2 separate regions of the Mus musculus genome follow, and region 1 is linked to region 2. A link is a contact called in ENCODE Hi-C or POLR2A ChIA-PET data. All regions are on one chromosome and are shown on one strand. Each heading gives the region's core, a stretch centred on a gene start or an enhancer-like site at or near the end of the contact. The rest is flanking DNA. Distances are from core to core; before and after follow the strand shown. Region 1 holds the start of Luc7l2 (LUC7-like 2 (S. cerevisiae)). Region 2 holds the start of Ubn2 (ubinuclein 2).

Region 1 (5,190 bases), core at 1,974-4,473, 120 kb after region 2:
TATATGAGTTTGAGGTGAGGGAAGCCTGGTCTATATAGTGAGTTCCAGTCCAGCCAGGATTACATACTGAGATCCTATTTCAAACTAACCAGCCAATCAACAAAGCCAAAAGAGTAACACTGTCCACCCCAAACTAATCAAAACAGTAGTGTGGATTCAGTTTTTGGGCTGCATTTTCCTGAACCCTATTCAAAGAAAATCTCAAACAAAAATGTTTCAAATGGGAGGTAGAGGTATCAAAATAAAAAGGAAAGTGAATATATGAACCCTGATTCTATGAAACTTGCTTTGAAATAGAACATCAGGAGTTGGATGCAGCTCAGTGATAGAAGGCATGTTTAGTATGCTCAAATCCCTGGATTTGGGGTAGGAAAATGGCTCAACAGGTAAAAACCCTTGCCACCACGGCCAAGCCTGACAACCTTAAATTTGTTCCTGGGATTAACATGGTAGTAGAGAATCAGCTCTGAAAGTTGTGCTACACTCCCACTGTTGCACAAAAATAAATGTTTCTGTTTTCCAGTTGGACTAAACCCTACAAATCAAAAGGCCTGGTCACAACACAAAGGGAGGGAATTTCTGCTCTAAAGCATTGAATTATTATTTTGCTGTTAACTTTCTTGGTGTTGAGAGTTTGAATTACAAATAAAAACATTTGGTAAGAAGCAGATGCTTAGCCGGGTGTGGTGGCGCACGCCTTTAATCCCAGCACTCGGAAGACAGAGGCAGGCAGATCTCTGAGTTCGAGGCCAGCCTGGTCTACAGAGTGGGCTCCAGGACAGCCAGGGCTACACAGAGAAACCCTGTCTCGAACCCCCCACCCCCAAAAAAGCAGCAGATGCTTATCTTCTACAGTTATGTGACGGGGAAAGAAAGCAATGCAATTTTTGAACTATATTCAAGTTAATTAGGCTAATGTGTTTTGTAAGGTTTGTTTTGTTTCCCTTCTCTTCCTTCTGAGTATTGGGGATTGGAACCAGGACCTTACCAGCACTAAAGAAGTGATCTACCACTAACCTATATCCTTTTCCTTTTGTTTCCATTCTGAAACAATCTCTGAGTTTCAGGCCAGCTTGGTCTACAGTCAGTTCCAATCCAGTCACAGTTACACGGTGAGAACCTGTCTCAAACAAACAAAATCCACAAACACTTCAACCTAATTACTCAGCATTTTTGTGTACTTTTCTAAGAATGTGTTTCTCATGATAATACTGCATACAGGGTAATAGCGAATCTCTTTAGAACATAGTTTGCAGTTTTCTATTTATATCAATTTCCTTTTTTAAAAAAACATTTTTATGTATTTGATTGTTTTATCTCAATGTATGTGTATATATGTGCTTGGTGTCTTAAAGAAAATATCAATTCTGACATTGGAGTTCGAGGGTTGTGAGCAGTCGAAAGGGTGATGGGATCCAAAGACTTTTAACTTCTAAGACTCTCCAGCTCCCATTGTACAACAATTTTCAAAGGATCTCTGCAAGTAGTTGTTTGGAATTGTTTAGAATTTAGTTTTTGAACCAGACATTGTGGCACATGCCTAAATCTAGAGTAGCTGAGGTAGGATGACAAGTTTCCGGGCAGTTAGAGCTACACAGTTTAAGGAATAAATCATTTGGTCCTTTGTTAGTGTGAGCTGCAATTAGCTAAAGCTGGTTATGGAATCACGGATAAATAGGAGACACTAGGCCCTATGATCCCTACTTGGCAGCTGGCTGCTTGTTTAGGCCCTTGCTATTGATCCTAGGGTTGAAATGTAGCAGGCAGTCGTCTATACAGCTGGGCTCACAAATGGAAGAGGAGCAGGTGCCCACCTTGGGCTTCAAGCACTTCACTGGGTAATATTTGTGTCTTGAACCAGAAGGCTGAGGAATTTGGAGAGAGGGTAATGTTAAAAATTGGGAAGAAGCTGGGTGTGGTGGCGCACGCCTTTAATCCCAGCACTTGGGAGGCAGAGGCAGGTGGATTTCTGAGTTCGAGGCCAGCCTGGTCTACAGAGTGAGTTCCAGGCTACACAGAGAAACCCTGTCTCGAAAAAACCAAAAGTTGGGAAGAAAAAGTGGAGAGAGACGACATGTAATTAAAAAAACAAACAAAAACCCAAACAACAACTAAACAGTTTTATGCTAAGTTGGCAGCTCAGTTTGTCTTTTGTGTCAGGGTGATGCCTAACTTCTGCAGAGGTGAAAAATGTCTCCATTCCTAACCTATGCTGAGTCTCCGGTATTCTCACTTTTTAAGGCTATTTTTCTCATAACATTGACACCCTGTCTCAAAAACAGTACTCTGAATAATTGTGTTTTTTTTTTTTTTTGGCAAGTTGCTGACTAGATAACGTAATTTGCATCGGCTCAGTGCCTAGTTAAACCTTGGAATTGTGATGATTCTTTCATATGATTTTAATATGAAGCTGGCGCTAGTTTGAAGTTTTAGTTCCTCAATGCATGGGCAATTATAATGAAACGGCAAAAAATATCCATAATTTCCCAGTTATTATCTAAAGTTGCGACGTTTCAGCTTAAAAGACTCGCCAGTTTTTTTTTCCTTTTCGAAAACCGGTAAGCAGCCGTGGCCTAAGTATTTCCCGTTGGCTCACTCTGGCCTCAGCCCCACCAGCCTTGAGATTAAGAAATCAACTACGGTTGGAAGGTCGCAGTCAGCAGGGCGTGGGAGTGCAGGGCGACAGTCAGCCAAGAACCCCACGGAAACGCTGCTCTGCATTATGGCCTGTCCCAAGCTCTCACTTTGCCCAGCTCCGAATTCAGACTAGCAGCTTCCAGCTGTCCTAAACGTAGCAGAAGGGGTCGGGAGGCCTGATTTCCACTGTGTTGATTTCGCGGTTTGTTTGCTTTTTCTTTTTCCTGAACCTGACATGTCCCGAACTCGGGCACTGATGAGGGGCAGTGGCCTGAGGATAAGGTTAGGTGTCCTCCGCTCGGGCTCGGGGCTCCCACGGGCTTGCGATTCCGCCAGCATCCGTCGGGAAAGCACTAACCCTGAGAACTTCTGTCGCACTACTTACTGCGACTCGCTCTAAGCTCGGCACTGGCTAATTTGCGGCTGGACGCCAGGGCGGCAAACAGCAAAGGCCTAAGTGACCTGCTGCTTAGACGCCCGGGGCCGAAGAGGCTTCGGAGTAGGCTAAAAAAAAAAAAAAAAAAAAAAAAAAAAAGAGCATCATTCTCGCGAGACTCAGCCTCCGAGAGGGGCGGGGTGAGCAGACGTGAACGCGCTCGGGAGCCGTTAGGGTGGGACCCTTCGTAGGAGGGGCAGGGCGGAGCGCAGCGACGTGGATGGCGATTGGCCGAACCCCCACGGGAAACGACTAGGCGCGAGCTGCGTGCGCGCTCCCGTCGCGGCGGCTGCGAGCCGCGTCAGAGCTCGCTTGCTGGGGGGGGGGGTTGACGGCTTCTGGCGGGTGTTGGTGTCGGGAGGAGGCGAGAGTCGGCTTAGCCTGTGTCGCGTCTGTCTCAGGAACCGGACGGAGAGTGAGGGCACCAGGGCTCACTCTCTAGGGGGGCTGCCATTTTCCGCGTTCACGCCGTCGTGAGGAGCGCAGCCCGGACTCTCCACGACCCCTCCGACTCCCTACTCGCGGGCCTCGAGGCCGCGGCGGCCACCGAGACAGCGCCGCACCTCCCCCACCCCTTCCCCTCGTCCCCCGCCCGCCAGGGCCCGGCCGGTGCCCCACCCCCGCCTGCCTGCCCGCCCGACCGCCCGCCCGCTACGCCGCCGCCATGTCGGCGCAGGCCCAGATGCGCGCTATGCTGGACCAGTTAATGGGCACCTCTCGGGACGGTAAGTCGCTGCCAGAGCCCTGGGGGTGGGGGAGGGGCCGTGCCTGGGGAGGGGGAGGCCTCCGAGGGAGCACTTGGGCGCGCGCGTGCGGCCGAGTAAGGGGTTCCCAGATTGGTAGCGCGAGGTCCCCCCCGTCTCTCTTCCAGTCCAATCAGGGCTTGGCAGGCGGTCTTGGGGGCGGTGACCGTGCGGATTGGCGGGAACTGCTGCCAATGCGGCGAGGCGGGGCCTGGGAGCAGAAAGGGGAGTTTGTGCCTTTTGCTGTTGACTTGGCGGGGTTGGGAGAGCCCAAGTCTGTCTTGGAGTAGTGGGGCGGTCAGTTTGACTATTGATCAGGGACCGGCGGGGCGCTCAGGTCTCCACCCCCAGCTCCAGCTCCTTTCCTCTGGGCTTTCGGATCACCCCTCGCCGCCGTCCTCTAGAGTGTGGAGAGAAACATCCCCTCCCTCCCTGGTCTTAACGAAACCACTACTAACCCCCAGTTCCAGGGACGCTTCGTCGAGCCCTTACAGAATCAACTTTTTTTTTTCGTGTGTGTGGAAAATCTGACCCAAACCATGGTTTCTTAAAGTGGGTGTGTTTGGCCCCATTTTGTAGAAGTGTTTAGGCCTATTTTTTTTTCCCACCGAGAGACCTCCATTTTGTTAGACCACGTATTAGAGACTTCAGTAAATATTGGCAAATTTTACCTGTGCTGAAAACAGAATCATTTTGGATATTTGATGCCCACTGAATTAGAATTGAAGGAAAGGGCTTTTAAAAATACAGTTAGATTAGAATCCTTAGAAAGAGTTATTTACGTGTTTGTTTCTAAAAATGATGAAATGTTGCTTTTGGGGGATAATTAACAATGTACTTTCAAATTAAAGTTCAGCACTTTCTTAAAAAAAAAAAAAAACAAGTCCAAATCCTGACTTGTAAAAACTCGTTTAGGCAAGTTTTTTAGCGATTTAAATGCTTTTTTTTTTTTTTTTTTTTTTTTTTTGGACAAGTTTGGCTTACAAGAAAAGACGTACATAAATTTAGCTTAATTGTAAATCCTGTTGAATTTTCTTGAGTTCTTTGCGGAAAATATGGGAGAAGATAGAACCTATTTCAAATCTTTTTTAGCAATACTTAATACAGCTTTCAGTGTAAGGTTAAGTCCTAATAAAAACCCACTGGAAATTTTTCTTAAAGATAGATACAGGTGGATAACAGATTTATTGTATAGAGAGGAGGGAAAAAATGGAAAGAAAATAAGATTTATTTGTGAGTAGTAAGTAATCCCTTGAAAGTTAAGTAATTAAAAACACCACTGGAATAACCTAACCTTTCATGCTTGGGTAAGAATGTTTATAATTGCAGCATGTCTTAACTTTCTTCCTTCTCCATCATAAGTGAGGATATTTA
Region 2 (5,129 bases), core at 606-3,105:
GACTCAAGGACAGACTGACTGCAATTTCTGGGATAAATGGCAGAAACTGAACACAGGTATAGCCCTCAGTCAATTGGAGATGGGATAGAGATACATCAGAAAGTGTTCCAGAAGCCGGGCATGGTGGCGCATGCCTTTAATCCCAGCACTCGGGAGGCAGAGGCAGGCAGATTTCTACAAAGTGAGTTCCAGGACAGCCAGGGCTATATAGAAAAACCCTGTCTCGAAAAACTAAAGAAAAAAAAAAAAAAGAAAAAAAGAAAGTGTTCCAAAAACTTTAATTGCCCATTTTAAGATGGCAGAAACAGAGTCTGTGGGCAGAAAGGTCACTTCAATCCAAAAATAGGAGACCCAAACAGAACCAGGAGCAGTGGAAGGAATGTTGGAGGTAAAATATAGTGTCAAGAAAATATTGCAGCATTGTAAGGAAGAAATTCATCATCTTCCTCTTTTTTTTTTCTTGTTGCTGCTGCCAGTTTTTTTTTTTTTTTTTTTTCCAGACAGGGTCTCACTATGTAGGTCTGGCTGTCTTAGAAGTCACTAAATAGACCAGGCTGGCCTTGAACTCATAGAGATCCGCCTGGCTCCAGAGTGCACCCACTTCCATTAAGAAGTGTTAGCTGGCCGGGCGTGGTGGCGCATGCCTTTAATCCCAGCACTCGGTAGGCAGAGGCCAGCCTGGTCTACAGAGTGAGTTCCAGGACAGCCAGGGCTACACAGAGTAACCCTGTCTCAAAAAACCAAAAAAAAAAAAAAAAAAAAAAAAAAAGAAGTGTTAGCTGACCTGCAGTTGTCTATGTGGACCATGTTGAAATGTAACAGCCTGTATCTTCCTGACACTAAAGGGATACATCTCTACACCTGGCTTAGAGCTAGCACAATCTTTTGGGTTGAACATTCCATCACCATTTGGTACACCTTTGGAAAGGAATAGAAGAGCAAATATTAAAAACGTCTGTGACGACTCTTTGACTCAGCTCTTCAACATCTAATATAGTTGATGCAATTAACAAGCTTGGGTTTCCTTGAGGATGCGGCAAGGGAGTCTTTCAATTCCCTTTCTATTGAATAGATGAAAAGGGCTAGTAATTCTCGTCCGTTAAAATCTGAATTCCAGTTCGTTTCCCACGATGCTCCAACGAAGCCTAAGCAACGCTCCTTCCCACTCAAAGATGAGCCGTGAATTTTCTTCCCCCGGGAGCATGTCCCCTAAAATAACACCAAAGGCTGCCAAGACGTTCAAGTCTTCAAGAACTGTTCCTTTGCCAGTTCAATTTCCCAACTGAGGCGCGTCACTGAACGTCTCACCGCCATGCGCAAAGCGGCTAGGAAGAGGTGTGGGAGGCAGCGGTGTGGGAGGCAGCGTAGCGCTTTCGGGAGGGGTCTGAGGAGAGTTTAGTTTTCGCCTTTCTACCCTGGACACCTCAGGTGACGGGACAACAGACCGGCGGGCCCGGCGCCGGGCCGCGAGCCCCTCACCCCTGCCCTGGGTCCGCCTGGAATCCTCAGCTGACAACCCTGTTCCCCAGCGCCGAGAGCCAGAGGCCAACGTCGGGCGGGACCCGGCGCCATGACTGTGTCGGTCCCAGGCACATCGCGACGCTCACCCTAAGGGATCGGCGAGCGTGCCTCGGTTTCCGGGCGAGAGGAGGAAATCACTCAGGGAACCCCAAACCCCTCCTTTGAAAGCAAAGCAGAGAGCGTCCCCGTTGCCACGGAGACAGGCCTGTCTGTGACGTCACTTCCGCCGAGCTGTCTGGCCTCCAGACTGTTGAGAGGAAAAGGGGAAAACTGAGCAACAGCCACGACTGTGGACGCGAGCGTCTCGAGTGTGCGCATGCGCCCGCTCAGCGGCCTGCTTCTATTTATGTGGGGGATCCAACATGGCGGCTGCGGCGACCCTGGCGATGGCGGTGGAGCCCATCAGAACGTAGTAGCGGGGACGGGGACCCGGTCCGCACTCACGGTGGCGTCCGCGGGGACAGCTGAGGGTGCTGGAGGGAAGAAAAGTGACGGAGAGCAGAAGGAGAGGCGGGCAGGCGCGCCGTGCGGCGTCGAGGCGAGAGCCGGCTCGAGCGAGCGCCGAGGGCCAGAACAGTGGGGATGGCGGAGCCGCGCAGAGTCGCGTTCATTAGCCTGTCACCGGTGAGGCGACGCGAGGCCGACTTCGCGGGCGCCGAGCGCGAGCCCCCCCGACTGGAGCCGCAGCCGTACCGCGAGCCGGCCCGGGCGGAGCCGGCCCCCCGCGCTGACGCGCAGCCCCCGGCGCGCGACAAGCCGCTCCCCCAGCGCGAGGTCAGCCGCGCCGAGCCGCCCATGGCGCTGCAGCGCGAGCCCCCGCGGCCCGAGCCGCCGCCGCCGCCGCTGCCCCTGCAGACTCCCCCTCCGCGGGAGTCGGCTTCCCGGGCGGAGCCGCCGCCGCGACCGCCGAAGGAGACGGTTCGCCTGGAGCTGGTGCTCAAGGACCCCACGGACGAAAGCTGCGTGGAGTTCAGCTACCCGGAGCTGCTGCTGTGCGGAGAACAACGGGTACAGAGGGTCCCTCCCTCCCGGCCGCCCCACAGCCCGGGCGCCTCCGGACCCGCCGCCTGCCCGGGCTGCTCTGCACTTCGCTCGCCCCGGGGGTGGGGTGGCGGGGGCCGGGCAGCTAGACGGGGCGGGAGCTGCGCGGCTCGGCCCTCCTGGGTGGCCGATGCTGCCCCCACCACACCGCGCCGAGCCGGTTTTCCTGTGCACCTTTCGAAACCTCAGCTTTTTCCTCCTTTTCCTTTCTGTTCCCCACACCAAATCCCGAGGCCCTGTGAGCCGTGCGGCTAGCTTCTTGTGGCACTTCCATCTGTCGTTCCGGTAGAAGGGAAGCGAAAAAAAAACCTTGGGGGACACGCCCCCCGGTCTGAAGCGGAGAGATTGTGTGACCCCTTCTCGGCTCATCCTCATCCTTCCTCAACCCAGCTGTACCGTGCGCCAGGGCTGCTGAGATGGGCTCGTGGCCGGGTGGTTTATTTTCCTTGATTGAAGGGGATTTAAGAGAAATTAAACATTTTCAGAAACTAATGATTCCACGTTAGGAATGAAAAAGTGGATTCGTAATGTGGTTGCACTTGTGTTGGTAAATATTGTTAGCTTTGTGTGTGTGTGTGTGTGTGTGTGTGTGTGTTGAGTTTGTGCACATTGTCTTTGAATGGAAAGGTCTCTTGTCTTACCCGGTGGCTGCCCAGTCATATTATTTGAGTGGCTCTCATTAGTTCGAATTGGGAGCATTTTGTCCGTTGTGGATTTCTGGAGAATGACGGAAAAAAAAAAAAAAAAAAAAAACATTCGCTTTGGATCAAAAAAAAAAAAACTTAGGAAAATACATCGGTATGCTTTTGAGGGAACCGGTGAACAATGGGATTAGGACAGCGGTTTGTCGGTGATTGTAATTTTTATTGTTGTGGGCTGGTGATCTTTAGGAAGGGGAGATGGGAGAGAGAGAGACAGAGGCAGGAGACAGACATTGCTCTCTTGTTTAGCGACTATGCTCTTTATTAGGCTGGGCTTTCTAATGAACTGCAGAATTCATTATTTCCTTTCAACTATCTTTGTTTTGCAGTGGATTACTCTATAGTCAAAAGTCTCACATTGAATAATATCATTAGTCTGTGTTCATTTTGCGCCAGTTAATCCTTTGATGGCTAGTTACAAGTATGGTGTGGCCATCATTACTAAATGTTTTCAGAGAAATCGAATTGTTAGGGGTAGAGACCATTTTGGTCACTTCCACTAGTACTTTGTCCTGTAAACTCAATTCATTCATAACCCTTTCTGGTTTTATAATATAAATGCTTCTTTTTTGTCTATTAAATTGGAACATTTTCCAAAAAAAAAATTCTTGCTTTTCTAATATTAAGTGTACAATTTTTACAATTTGTGTAAGTTGCAGATGCAAAACATTTTGTAGATGGGCATGCTAGTCTGTGACCTCGGCACTCTGGAGGCTGGGGTGGAAGGATGGAGAGAGTTCAGGGCCACATAGTGAGAACCTGCCTCAAAAAAACAAAAAAAAAAAAAAAAAACCAAACCAAAACAAAACAAAAAATCAGGTGACAAAATGGCTCAGCAGGTAAAGGCACTTGCTGCCAAGCCTAAAGACCTAAGTTCCATAACTAGTATCCACATGGTGGAAGGAGAGAACCATCTTCTACAAGTTGTACACACACACACACACACACACAAAGTATAGTAAAACAGCAAGACAAAAGCCATTTTTAAGTAAAAATACATAATTCTAGTTAGTGTTTTGTCATTGTGCAAATATATAGGAAGTACCTACACTAACCCAGATGTTTTGTTTTGAAACAGGATTTGTGTAGCACCAGCTCTCCTAAAATTCACTTTGTAGACCAGGTCTCCAACTCAGATCCCTCTGCCTCCTGAGCACTGGGATCAAAGGTGTGCGCCCTCCTGCCAGGCTAACCTAGGTGTTTTAATCTGTTTTTAGCTATATCATACTTATATTTAACCTGCTATATAGGCTCTGTGGAATTTACCATTGTGTATGTGATCTTTCCTTTACCTTTAAAGCAATGTTTGGTATATGGCTATATTTTTATATTCTATGGGACATATGAATTGGGTTTAATTTTTATGTTTGCTTCATAGATATTATCAATTTAGGGATTTATTGGTCCAATTTTTTTCATTATATAGTCAACCATATATCTTTTCTTTGTAATTCCACAAAAGAATTTATTGTTTTTTATTGTGGTGTACTTTTGTAGGAAAAGTTGCCACATTTTCCTATGATTAGTCCTGTTTAACATATTTATTATTTAAGAATGTGTAAATTACACTTCTGTAAGTGGATTGTGATAGTTCCATAAAGACAGCCTAGGAGAGTGACCAACTAGAGAATGTCTGGAAAGTGGTGATCCCAAAATGTCTCCTTTGGGAAGTCTGTTCTTTTTTTCAATGCTAAGAATGAAGCCAAGGGTCTTGAACATGCCAGACCAGGGATATGCTCTATCATTTGACATGACTCCAAGTACACCCCATCCTTTGTTTTTGAGACAAGATAATTTTAAGTTGGTAAGGCGCCATGAACTTATTTTGTAGCCCGTATTGGCCTTGAATTCACAATCTTGTTGTTT

What was found. Hi-C counts contacts between places; a loop is a spot of excess contacts on that map. ChIA-PET counts read pairs that join two places held with the same protein, here RNA polymerase II (POLR2A).
Region 1: a map of heart shows a loop between it and region 2 (2.4-fold over the local background). The contact joins the promoter of Luc7l2 here to the promoter of Ubn2 in region 2. A Hi-C loop is called at or near these places in 1 of 37 maps with a recorded cell type or tissue (heart). POLR2A ChIA-PET finds 5 or more read pairs at or near these places in 3 of 5 experiments (Patski and embryonic stem cell).

The regions. Positions count from the first base shown.
Region 1 is chr6:38,548,111-38,553,300 of GRCm38, forward strand. Luc7l2 (LUC7-like 2 (S. cerevisiae)) reads left to right here and starts at 3,224. Exons shown (of 10, transcript NM_138680.3): 1 at 3,224-3,798. The coding sequence starts at 3,738.
Region 2 is chr6:38,432,070-38,437,198 of GRCm38, forward strand. It overlaps Ubn2 (ubinuclein 2), which reads left to right and starts at 1,856. Exons shown (of 17, transcript NM_177185.4): 1 at 1,856-2,529. The coding sequence starts at 2,104.